Regions from separate parts of the Homo sapiens genome. Here region 1 is linked to region 2. A link is a loop called in an ENCODE intact Hi-C map of the cell type or tissue named here. Cell type or tissue: GM12878. All regions are shown on one strand. Each heading gives the region's core, and the rest is flanking DNA. Links, peaks and the distances in the headings are about the cores only.

Region 1 (5,366 bases), core at 216-5,215, 92 kb before region 2:
TTCTGTTTTTCTGGAGAGTTCTGAGTAATGTATTATATTTCATATTTAAAACAACTTTATTGGGGCACATGTTGCATATCACATAATTCGCTTTTTTTTTTTTTTTTTAAATACGGAGTTTCGCTCTTGTTGCCCAGGCTGGAGTGCAATGGCACGATCTCAGCTCACCGCAACCTCCGCCTCCTGGGTCCAAGCGATTCTCCTGCCTCAGCCTCCTGAGTAGCTGGGATTACAGGCATGTGCCACCACGCCCAGCTAATTTTGTCTTTTTAGTAGCGATGGGGTTTCTCCATGTTGGTCAGGCTGGTCCCGAACTCCCGACCTTAGGTGATCCAACATGGTGAAACCCCATCTCTACTAAAAATACAAAAAATTAGCCGGGTGTGGTAGCGGGTGCCTGTAATCCCAGCTACTTGGGAAGCTGAGGCAGGAGAATCACTTGAACCTGGGAGGTGCAGGTTGCAGTGAGCCGAGACTGTGCCACCTCACTCCAGCCTGGGCAACAGAGAAAGACTCAGTCAAAAAAGGAGAGAGAGAGGGAGAGGGAGAGAGAAAGAGAGAAAGAAAGGAAGGGAAGGGAAGGGAGAAGAAAAGAAAGTAATCTACTTTCTGTCTTTATAGCTTGGCCTTTTCCGGATATTTCATATAAATGGAACCATACAATATGTAATCACTTGTGTCTGGCTTATTTCACTGAGCATAGGGGTTTTTTTGGCCGAACATGGTGGCTCACGCCTGTAATCCCAGCACTTTGGGAGGCCGAGGTTGGTGGATCATTTGAGGTCAGGAGTTTGAGACCAACCTGGCCAAGATGATGAAACCCCGTCTCTACTAAAAATACAAAAATTAGGCAGGCATGGTGGTGACACCTGTAGTCCAGCTACTCGGGAGGCTGAGGCAGGAGAATTTCTTGAACCCGGGCGGTGGAGGTTGCAGTGAGCCGAGATCACGCACTGCACTCCAGCCTGGGTGACAGAGTGAGACTCCAGTCTTAAAAAAAAAAAAAGGGTTTGTTTGTTTTGTTTTTGTTGTTGTTTCTTTTTGATACAGGGCTGCTCTGTCACCCAACTGGAGTGCAGTGGCTTGACTATGGCTTGACCTCTGGGGCTCAGGTGATCTTCTCACCTCAGCCTCCTGGGGTAGCTGGGACAACAGGTACGCACCACCACGCCCAGCTAACTTCTTTTGTATTTTTTGTGGAGAAGGGGTTTCGCCACATTGCTCAAGCTAGTCTCGATCTCTTGGGCTAAAACGATCCTCCCGCCTCGGCCTCCCAAAGTGCTGGGATTACAGGTGTGAGGCACAGCGCCCAGCCTGCATATTCTTTTTGAGGTTCATCCACATTGTAGCTGGTATCCATAGTTTGTTCTGAATAATATTCCATTGTATGGACATAGCATATTTTGTCTACTCATTCACATGTTAATGGACATTTAGGTTGTCTCCAATTTTTCCAACTGGGCTATTATGAGTGAGACAGATAAGAAAATTCCTGTGCAAGTTTTTGTGTGTATACATGCTTTCATTTCTCTTAGGCAGATCCCTAAGAGTGAAATTATTGGGTCACATGGTAAATTTATGTTTAACATTTTAAAAAATTGCCAAACTGTTTTCCAAAGTGGCTACACCATTTTACATTTCTACCACCAATATATGAGGGTTCTCGTTTCTCCACATTCTCTCCAACACTTATCTTTTTAAAAAAGGTTTTTGTTGTTGTTGTTGTTTGCAGTTTTTACAGTTTTATTTAAACAGAAAACATACACATGAGCTGTCTACTCATTTTCTTTGCTGCGCAGCCTGGGATTGGGGTTGGTGACTCTGACGGCCAGCTGGGCAGCTCTTTTCCACGATGGCTTTGCGGTTCTTGGAGGAAACATTGTGAGCGATCTCAGCACAGTAAGATTTGTTGCACAACAGCAGCACTTCCAGCTCCTTGACGTGTGGACCAGGAATTTCCGGAAGCCACTGGGCAGCATGTGCTTTGTTTTCTTGTTGCTCCCATAATCAATGTTGGGCATCAAGATCTAACCCTTGAACCTTCCACGAACCCTGTTGTCAATACCTCTGGGTTTCCGCCGGTTACGCTTAATTTTGACATATCGGTCAGACTGGTGCCGGATAAACTTCTTGGTTCTCTTTTTGACGATCTTGGGCTTCCCAAGGGTTCTGAGGACGGTTTATAAAAGTGCACTGAGGGGAGGCTGAGACAGGAGAATTGCTTGAACCCGGGAGGCGGAGGTTGCAGTGAGCCGAGATCGTGCCCATCCTAGGCGACAGAGAGAGACTCTATGTCAAAAATAAATAAATAAATAAATAAATAAATAAATAAATAAATAAATAAAATGCACTGAGGAGACAGATTTTTGAGAGTTAAAAGGACCCTCTCAAAAACCGACCGCGGTCCTCCACTGGGTAGGGGGCGCTCCAAGACAGGGACTCTTCTAGCCTGTTGCCTCTCCATGTTAGCGATATCCTCGTTGCTAGGAGACTAGACGCGTCTTACAGTGGGAGAGCTCAGCCTCACTGATAGCCGGGGATCTCTCCTGTTCGAGGGCTGAGATCTCCGGTCCCACAACCGCCCACAACCAGGGGCACTTCTGGAAGTCCCCTTTCTAGGGACATTTTTCTTCTAAGCTCTGTAACGCGGGCCGAGGCAGACCGAGGCTTCTTTCCCGGATCCAATCCCCTGCCCCCATGCCTAAGAAAGAAAAAATGGCCAAGACGCCCCTGTCCGATGAGAAGCAGCTGCTTCTGTTTCAGCAGAAGTTGCTGGCAGAGGAGGAGATGGCCAAAAAGAAGGAGAGGCTCCTCAGCCAGTTCTTGAAGGTGATGGCCTTTTGCATTATGTCCTGCTCAACCCCATCCACCCCCTGCCCTGGCCCTGTCACTGAGGAAACCTCATTTTCATCCTGACCTCCCCTCCTCCGGAAATCCTGAGACCCAGATATACTTAGATTTCAGGCAACATTGTTTGGGAGGCGGGGGTGTTCTCTGCGAAGCACGGAGGGGGTGCGTGGTATACGGCTTGGCAATCTTTACTGAATCCCAGAACTGGGACCGTAGGTCCTGTCAGCTGTTCCAGCTGTCTGGAATGCTGATATTCTCCCTGGAGATAGGTCATTACAAACAACATCCTACTCTGATGCTCCCACCCTGAAGGAAATTCACCCTTGCCCTCCCTAAATGCCATCAGGCCGTTCCCATCGAAAAGGGGTAAGGTGTCAGCTGATAAATTAAGAGTGATCTTGTTTGTTGTACTGAAAGGCCCTGACTTCCTGGAGGTATATTTATTCCTTCACACAGGACAAGCTGGCCAAGGAGGAACACAACAGTGCTCTGAACCTTAATAAGATTAACACACAGTGGAGAACTGTCCTTCGGGAAGTCAAGACCAGAGAACTTCATAAGGACATTGAGATCCTCAGCCAAACATTTGAACGAGTGGTGGACTGTAAGGACAATGTCATCAAGGTAGGCACTCTTTCCAAGGAAACCTTGAGTATGGCTTCCTGACCTCTTAATAGAATGAGCCTAGTGAATCCATCTTAAAGCCCTCACAAGACACAGGCTGTGAGAAAGCCAGGCTATTGGTAATAATGGTTTTCACAGAAATAAAAAATAGAATATTGGGCTTTCATCCCTCTCTCCCTTAGAGGACCCACTCTTCTTGTCATCTATTGCCCAAAACCAGTACTATCCAATAGTAGAGTCATAAGGCACAGTAGACATCACCCAGTGACTTGAAATGAGTCCCACACCTTCATTTCAATGTCAGAAGGCTCAGTTCCAGAGGGGAACTGACTTGCCCAAGGTCACATAGCTAGTCAGTGAGAGAACCAGGACTCCAGCATGTGTTTATTGATTCCCACTGCAGTGCTCCATTCAACTAAATTGTTTGGCCTCTTGATTCAACTTCAGTGGCCCTGGATAAGGTTGAGAAGATCTCCATGGGTAAGAGCAGTTCTGGATTTCTAAGCAATTCAATCAGCCATCCTTATGCTCTTGGGAGGTTCTTGAGTTCTTGATTCCATCCTATCTTTTCTTCTAAGGGATTTTCTGTACCCCTTCTTTTGTCTTACTTTTAATATTCTGCCTCCATTTACTGCCTTCTCCTTAGTCTTTTCCATTATTTATTTATTTATTTATTTGACATGGAGTCTTGCTCTGTTGCCAGGCTGGAGTGCAGTGGCACAATCTCGGCTCAGTGCAACCTCTGCCTCCCAGGTTCAAGTGATTCTTCTGCCTCAGCCTCCCGAGTAGCTGTGACTACAGGCATGTGCCACCATGCCTGGCTAATTTTTGTATTTTTAGTTGAGATGGGGGTTTCACCATGTTGGCCAGGATGGTCTCGATCTCCTGACCTTGTGACCCACCCGCCTTGGCCTCCCAAAGTGCTGGGATTACAGGCGTGAGCCACTGCACCCAGCCAGAGTCTTTTCCATTTTCAACAAAACAAAGCCCACAGTAACAGCAAAATATACATTGCCAACATGGTATTCCCCCTCTAGAAAACACACATTTCTCTTTCATAGCCTAATCCCTGGGGAAAGAGCTCAGCAGACCCTGGGCAGCTTCCAGAGATAAATATTAAGAGTCCTCAAATTTGCAATAACCATTATTCATTAGAAGTCCACATACCCCACCAGTTACACCTTATGGATTTTTTTTTTTTTTTTTTGAGGCAGAGTTTCACTCCTGTTGCCCAGGCTGGAGTGCAATGGCGCAGTCTTGGCTCACTGCAACCTCCGCCTCCCGAGTTCAGCCTCCTGAGTAGCTGGGATTACAGGCATGTGCCACCACGCCCACTAATTTTGTATTTTTAGTAGAGATGGGGTTTCTTCATGTCGGTTAGGCTGGTCTTAAACTCCCGACCTCAGGTGATCCGCCCGCCTCAGTCTCCCAAAGTGCTGGGATTACAGGCATGAGCCACCACGCCCAGCCACTGAGGAGTTTCACTCTTGTCACCAGGCTGGAGTACAGTGGCGCGATCTCGGCTCACTGCAACCTCTGCCTCCTGGGTTCAAGCGATTCTCCTGCCTCAACCTCCTGAATAGCTGGGATTACAGGCGCCCACCACCAAGCCCAGGTAATTTTTGTATTTTTAGTGGAGACGGGATTTCACCATGTTGGCCAGGCTGGTCTGGAACTCCTGACCTTAGGTGATCCACCTGCCTCGGCCTCCCAAAGTGCTGGGATTACAGACGTTAGCCACCGCGCCCAGCCCATACCTTATGGATTTTTAAGAGGCTTTTTCAGACACTTATTGGAAGTTATCAAACACTTGATAAGAGGGCCAGGCACGGTGGCTCAAGCCTGTAATCCCAGCACTTTGGGAGGCTGAGGCAGGCGGATCACGAGGTCAG
Region 2 (5,358 bases), core at 1-5,000:
TACTTGAAATGCCTCTTCACCAAATTCTACCGCTGAGGTCATCTCCTCCCCTCCATGGAGCCTTCCCTTATCTCACAAAATCCATACGATCTCCCTTGTTTGACTCCTTGTAATACTTAACACATTGCTCACCTTCACCCCATTGTCAGAAAGGCCTTACTCATCCCTATCCTGTATCCAGCACAGTTTCTTGCTCCCAGTAGGTGCTCAGTACATGCTCATAGTTAGAATTGGTAGTAGGTAGATGGAATTGTAGGTGAAAGGGAGACAGGTCTCAATAACCTTTATTTGTTTGTTTTTTTTTGAGATGTGGTCTGGCTCTGTTGCCCAGGCTGGAGTGCAGAGGCCCAGTCTTGGCTAACTGCAACCTCCTCCTCCCAGGTTCAAGCAATTCAGCGATTCTTGTGCCTCAGCCTCCTGAGTAGCTAGAATTATAGGTGCACACCACCACACCTGGCTAACTTTTGTATTTTTGGTAGAGACAGAGTTTCACCATGTTGGAGGCTGGTCTGGAATTCCTGACCTCAAGGGCAGATCTCAGGAACCTTTGATCTCTGCCCAAGGTGACACTCCTCCAGCTAGAGCTAACTTGAAACCTGGCAGTCCGGGTTCCTGGAAGTCTCTGGGATGAATCTTCCTGGATAGCTCTGACCAGTGTCTTCCCTCCGGTTCAGAAACCCAAAGAGGACACCTTCCTCCACTGAACCAAGGCCAGCGGCCCAGCTCCTGTCAGATCGTCGCCACCCCCCACCGCAGGCGGTCCTGCCCCACTCCGAGTTCTGCCCAGAGTCCCTCTGGGTGCGGGCGGGAGTGAGGTCGAGATAATTGGAGACTAAAGCCATAAGTGGTTTGAGAGCGGGGTTGGGGACCTGAACGCTGAGCGGGAGTTGGAGTTGAGGGGTCTGGGTTGGAGTGGGAGCAGAGGCGGGCAGGGGGCCGGGGGCTGGGGGCCGGGGCAGGACCGGGCGACTGAGTCTGGGAGAAGCCCCCGCGCCCGCGGAGCCGGCAGCTAAATTTACCCCGGCTGACTCAGCCCTTGCCCGGAATGGGGGGTGGGGGGAGGGCGCCAGGGCAGTGGGAAGAGCCGACAGGGGTGGGCTGGGGGCAAGGAAGGGAGAGTCCCGGCTGGGGGAGAAAAGAGGTGGGCCAGGAGCTCCCAACGAAGAAAGCAGCCCCCTCCCCTCACACAGAGCGGGAAGTAGCAGAGGAGTCCCGGGGGAGGGCCACTGTGGGGAAAGGGTCAGTGAAAGGAAGACGATGCCAAGGCTGGATAAAGGGAAGCTTAGATTTATTGAGCGCCTACTGTGTGCCAGGCAGTGTGCAAGGCGCTTTACATACATTATCGCATTAAATCCTCACAACAACCCTGCGAGGTAGGTGTTTATAAACCCCCATTTGACAGATGAGGAAACTGAGGCTCAGGGAGGTGAAGTGATGTGGCCAAGTTCACATGGCTAATAAATGGCAGACAGAGGAGGTGTCCAAGGATCGGAGAGAAAAAAAAAAAGACTTCGGTGTCTGAGTCCCAAGCCGGCTGGGGTGGATGAGTACAAAGATGGGCCCGGCGGGCTCTAGAAGTCTGGGAGGCCGGAGGCCTGCTCCCGGCCCCGCACGGCTGGAGACTGCAAGGCGGGGGACCCGCGCTCGGGAACTAGGGATAGGATTGAGTGGCAGAGCCGGGATTAGCAACTGGGGAGATCCGCGACCTGCGCGCGCCCTGTAGTGGCTATAGAGAGTATCACACCCCACGCCTGCTGGCTTCTGGTGACCGGCCTCTTTCCTTGCCTGGCCGGTTTCTGGAAGAGGCCAAGATGGGAGAAATTCTCAGGATTTTTTCAGGTGGGCGATACCACCTGGGAGGGAGATCGTGGCCACGCCTCAGAGCATCACTAAGGAGCATCGGGGTGGAGGAAAAGGGGAAGGCCTAAAGAGGTCCCAAGCTGATTCATTGGTGTCCTTCCCTCCCCAGCTCAGACCACCACAGGCCAGGGTCAGTGACAGGGCCGCTATCTTGCCCTGCCTTGGGGAGCCCTCAACCAAACCTGGGAGACTGGGATAGGAGTGCCTCACTCCCTTACCTCTTCTGCAAGCCTTGGGCAGTCTCCTGAATTGATCATGACTTTGGGTGACACGGAGGCCGCCCAGAAACCCTCAAACTCTGTTCACTTATTCCCAATTCTCATTCTTGGCTTGTCGAGGGGAGGATGAGATAGAGTCCTTTCCAAAGATCTCAAAATGTCAGAGACGGAAGGATGGACCTTAGAATACCATCATTTTATATACCAGGAGGCCTGGAGGCCTGGAGAGGGAAAGTGACTGGCCTCAGTCAACCAGCAACTCAGTGGCAGAGTTGGGATTGAAATCCAAGACTTGTGACACCAAGGTGAGCCCTCCTTCTGCTTTGTTGGTTGTTGCTGGACCTATGCCTCTTCTCCCAAGAACCCCTCTGTCATCTGATCACTCTGTCACCAGGTCCAAAGCCTCTCCTTCACTTTTTCCCTCCTCCTCAGAGGCCCTACCCTACCCTGCCCTCCTATGGCTGCCACCATCCCTGCCCTCCTGCCTGATCCTGGTTAGGCCTCTCTGCTCAGCTCCACACCCAGTGCATCAGCCCCTGCGAAGAGCTCACCCTTGTGCCCTGAACATAACAGACATTAATTAAATCTGCTCATTCTCACCTCTCCTGAAACAAAATCATTAATGGGCATATGCTTCCCTTCCTTTCATTTATATTTCAAGGATGAGAACAGGTATGGGTAAAGATACAAGGAAAAGAGAAGCAAAGGAAGTCTGTGGGGAAGAATGGGGACCAGTGGACCCAAGGATGGATGCGTTGGGGACACAAATACAAGAAGGGGCCTCTCACTGCCTCTTCCTATTTCCCTGTTGGGTCCCTCTGATGTCCCTCACCCCGAAGAGGACCTCCTCGGTTTGGCTTATGACATCTAGGATCTCCCCGACACTGTCGCTCAGTTCCGCTGTCTTCCCATCTTCCTCTGGCGAACTGTTTCCAACCTCGGGCAGGGTCCTCTCATTCCGCCAGGAGGCGCCCGGGGCTTCTGTGTCGCTTCCATCAGAGGAGCCGCTATGGACGCTGAGCTCCTCAGCTTCGTCCGTGTCCGAGTCAGGGGCTGTGTGGCGGCGGATACGGGACACGGCTTCTCGCAGGGCCCCGGCGTAGGGCCCTGGGGTCCGCGCCCAGCCCCGGCCGGCGCGCCGCTGGACCACCGCCACTTCCGACCCCTCGGCTCTGCCCTGGGCTCCCGAAGCTGCTGGGCCTAAGGCTTGGTGCTCTGGGCTACCTGGCTGCGTGGGGGCGTCCCGCAGGTTTACTTCGGGGGCCGGGAGCCCCAAGATGCGGAAAGTGCGCTCCTCCAGTGTGGAGTCCCCCGGCCTCCCGCCCTCAGCTTCGCCCCCGCGGCCCCCGCCGGGCTGGTGTAAAAGGCGACTGCTCGACAGCCGCTTTTGACAAGGGGAAGGAAAGACCGTGGCCCCTTCACCCTCCTCCTTGCCGGGCTTCGATTGGCTGGGGGAATCCCCCACCACGCGTGTCACCCCAGAGGGCAAAAGCTGCACCTGCTGGGTTCGGGGGGTTGGAACATATTGGGATCGTATCACTACGCACGTGGCGTCAATGACAAAGACGCCTTCCCCACGGGACAGGCCCTGGGAACTGCGGGGCAAGGTGTGGGCACGGCGGGTCGCCTTCCAACCCTCCAGGGTCTCCGGTCCTGCCCCCTCTCCAAGACCCAGAGATTCTCTCCATCCGGTGCCTCCGGGAGCCCAGGGTCTGGGGAGTGTCTGGCTATGGCGGGGCGGCTGCTTTTTAGGGGAGGGAATCCAGCATTTGGGAAACCAGATCTGTTCTCCTTCTTTCCCTTCCCTCGAGCCCTTGAGGTGGTGCCTGGATCTGGGAGCGGGATGCGGGGCACAGGGAGCCGCAGTTGCAGACCCCGCAGGAGCTATCTCGGTGCCTGCGCTCCCTGTAGCTTTGGCTTGGGGATGGCTGTCGCTACCACTGTTCAGGTCAGCAGCAGCCAGCCCCAGGCTTTTCTCCACGACCCCCTTGCCGGGCTCTGGCCTTGCTCTGGCCGCTCCACAGCCTGGGGATCCCCCCAAGAGACCTTGCCCCTGTCGGAGACCCCAAGCCCCGAGGACGTCCCGGTAGATCCGAGGATCCAGCCTCTTCTTTGTGCGCCCTCCGTCTGTCCTGGCTGGAGTCGCAGCTGGGGCTGATGAAGTGGGCACCTGAGAGTTCCCGGGGCCTCTCTTAGTCCCCAAGGTCCTATGGGGGCCTTCGTAAGAAGGTGGAGCCACGTAGGGTGGCGGCCGGTCCCAGCGGCGTCGTGGGGCGGTCCCGGCAGAACCTCTCAGCAGCAGGTGAGCCTCGTAGCTTGGGGGCCCGGGCCGCCGACCTCCCCAGGGCCCCGCCCACGCCGACCCTGGGTCGCTCTGCGGCTGCGCGGATGGACGGGGCGCTCGCCCCACAGGCGCCAGGCGCTCCGGCCGCAAGGGAGCAGGGAGCCCTGCCAGCTGGGCCACCCGAGGGGCGTTGCGGGGCTCCGGGCGGGGTCGACCCGGGGGGCTCCGTCGGGCCCCACCAGCCTTGCGCCTTTTTCGCTCGGTCTCCTTGGCCTCCCGCTCCTGCGACGCCGCTTTCCTTTTCTCTTGCTCCCGAGCTCGGACCTCGGCCAGGGGCCCCGCCCGCCAGTTGGTCGCCTCCTGCAGCACCCTGGAGGCCCAGGGCCGGCGGGGCGGCGGCTGTGGGGATCCCGGGCGCGGCCCACACCTGGGACAATGAGCAGGAACCCAGGTGAGCAGTTTGTGGGGGAAGGGAGCCGAGGTCCGGGGAGCTGGGAGCACTGGAGACCACTTGGGGCAGCCATGTGAAGGGGTGTGTGTGAGTGTGTGCGCGTGTGCACGTGCGTATATGTTAGGACTGAAGTCGAAGCGGGACTCCTCGCCATCTCTCCATGCACACTTTAACAGCGTCTGCCCCATCTCACCTCCTGCCCTTTCTCACACCCACTTCTGTTCCCCCAAACAACGGGATGAGTCAGGCCCCAGCCCTCGGGAGCGGGCAGAGGTGGAAGGCGTGGGAAAGAGAAGGGGGACCAGCAGTGCTCGCTGGTGCCTGCGGGGAGGTCCGGACCCCACTCCCCGCCCCACCACTCTCTTCCCCTCACCCCTGCTTCACTCACGTGCGGTTCTGGAACCCGCGAGCCCAGTGGCTGGCCTGGAAGTCCATGGGCTGTCGAGAAGGGGCGCGGCGACTATAATGACAGGAAATAGTCTTCACTTCTATCACCAATAGCTTGGACTTCTGCACCCAGAGGCAGCTGCCAGACTCCTCATCCT

The links. Hi-C counts contacts between places; a loop is a spot of excess contacts. Peaks named below come from ENCODE experiments on the same cell type or tissue, not always from the same donor. Only the 100,000 strongest peaks of a DNase experiment are listed, where the experiment ranks them.
Region 1: a loop joins it to region 2, with 2.3 times the contacts of the local background. A loop is called at or near these places in 10 of 110 quality-filtered maps.

Annotation. Positions count from the first base shown.
Region 1 is chr12:48,901,640-48,907,005 of GRCh38, forward strand. DRC2 (dynein regulatory complex subunit 2) reads left to right here and starts at 2,494. Exons shown (of 8, transcript NM_033124.5): 1 at 2,494-2,829; 2 at 3,307-3,474. The coding sequence starts at 2,698. It also overlaps the pseudogene RPL32P27. RefSeq lists a silencer at 2,451-2,500. In GM12878, for the core only: a CTCF peak has its summit at 2,430; a DNase peak (open chromatin) is centred at 2,492; H3K4me3 peaks cover 706 bases.
Region 2 is chr12:48,993,878-48,999,235 of GRCh38, forward strand. DDN (dendrin) reads right to left here. Exons shown (of 2, transcript NM_015086.2): 1 at 5,202-5,358; 2 at 1,272-4,789. The coding sequence ends at 2,863. DDN-AS1 (DDN and PRKAG1 antisense RNA 1) reads left to right here and starts at 4,470. Exons shown (of 2, transcript NR_147179.1): 1 at 4,470-4,813. RefSeq lists enhancers at 1,589-1,883, 4,130-4,199 and silencers at 1,589-1,883, 3,090-3,479, 3,680-3,769, 4,320-4,779. In GM12878, for the core only: CTCF peaks have their summits at 1,724 and 3,036 (motif pointing right); no DNase peak of the experiment used is centred there; H3K4me3 peaks cover 1,975 bases.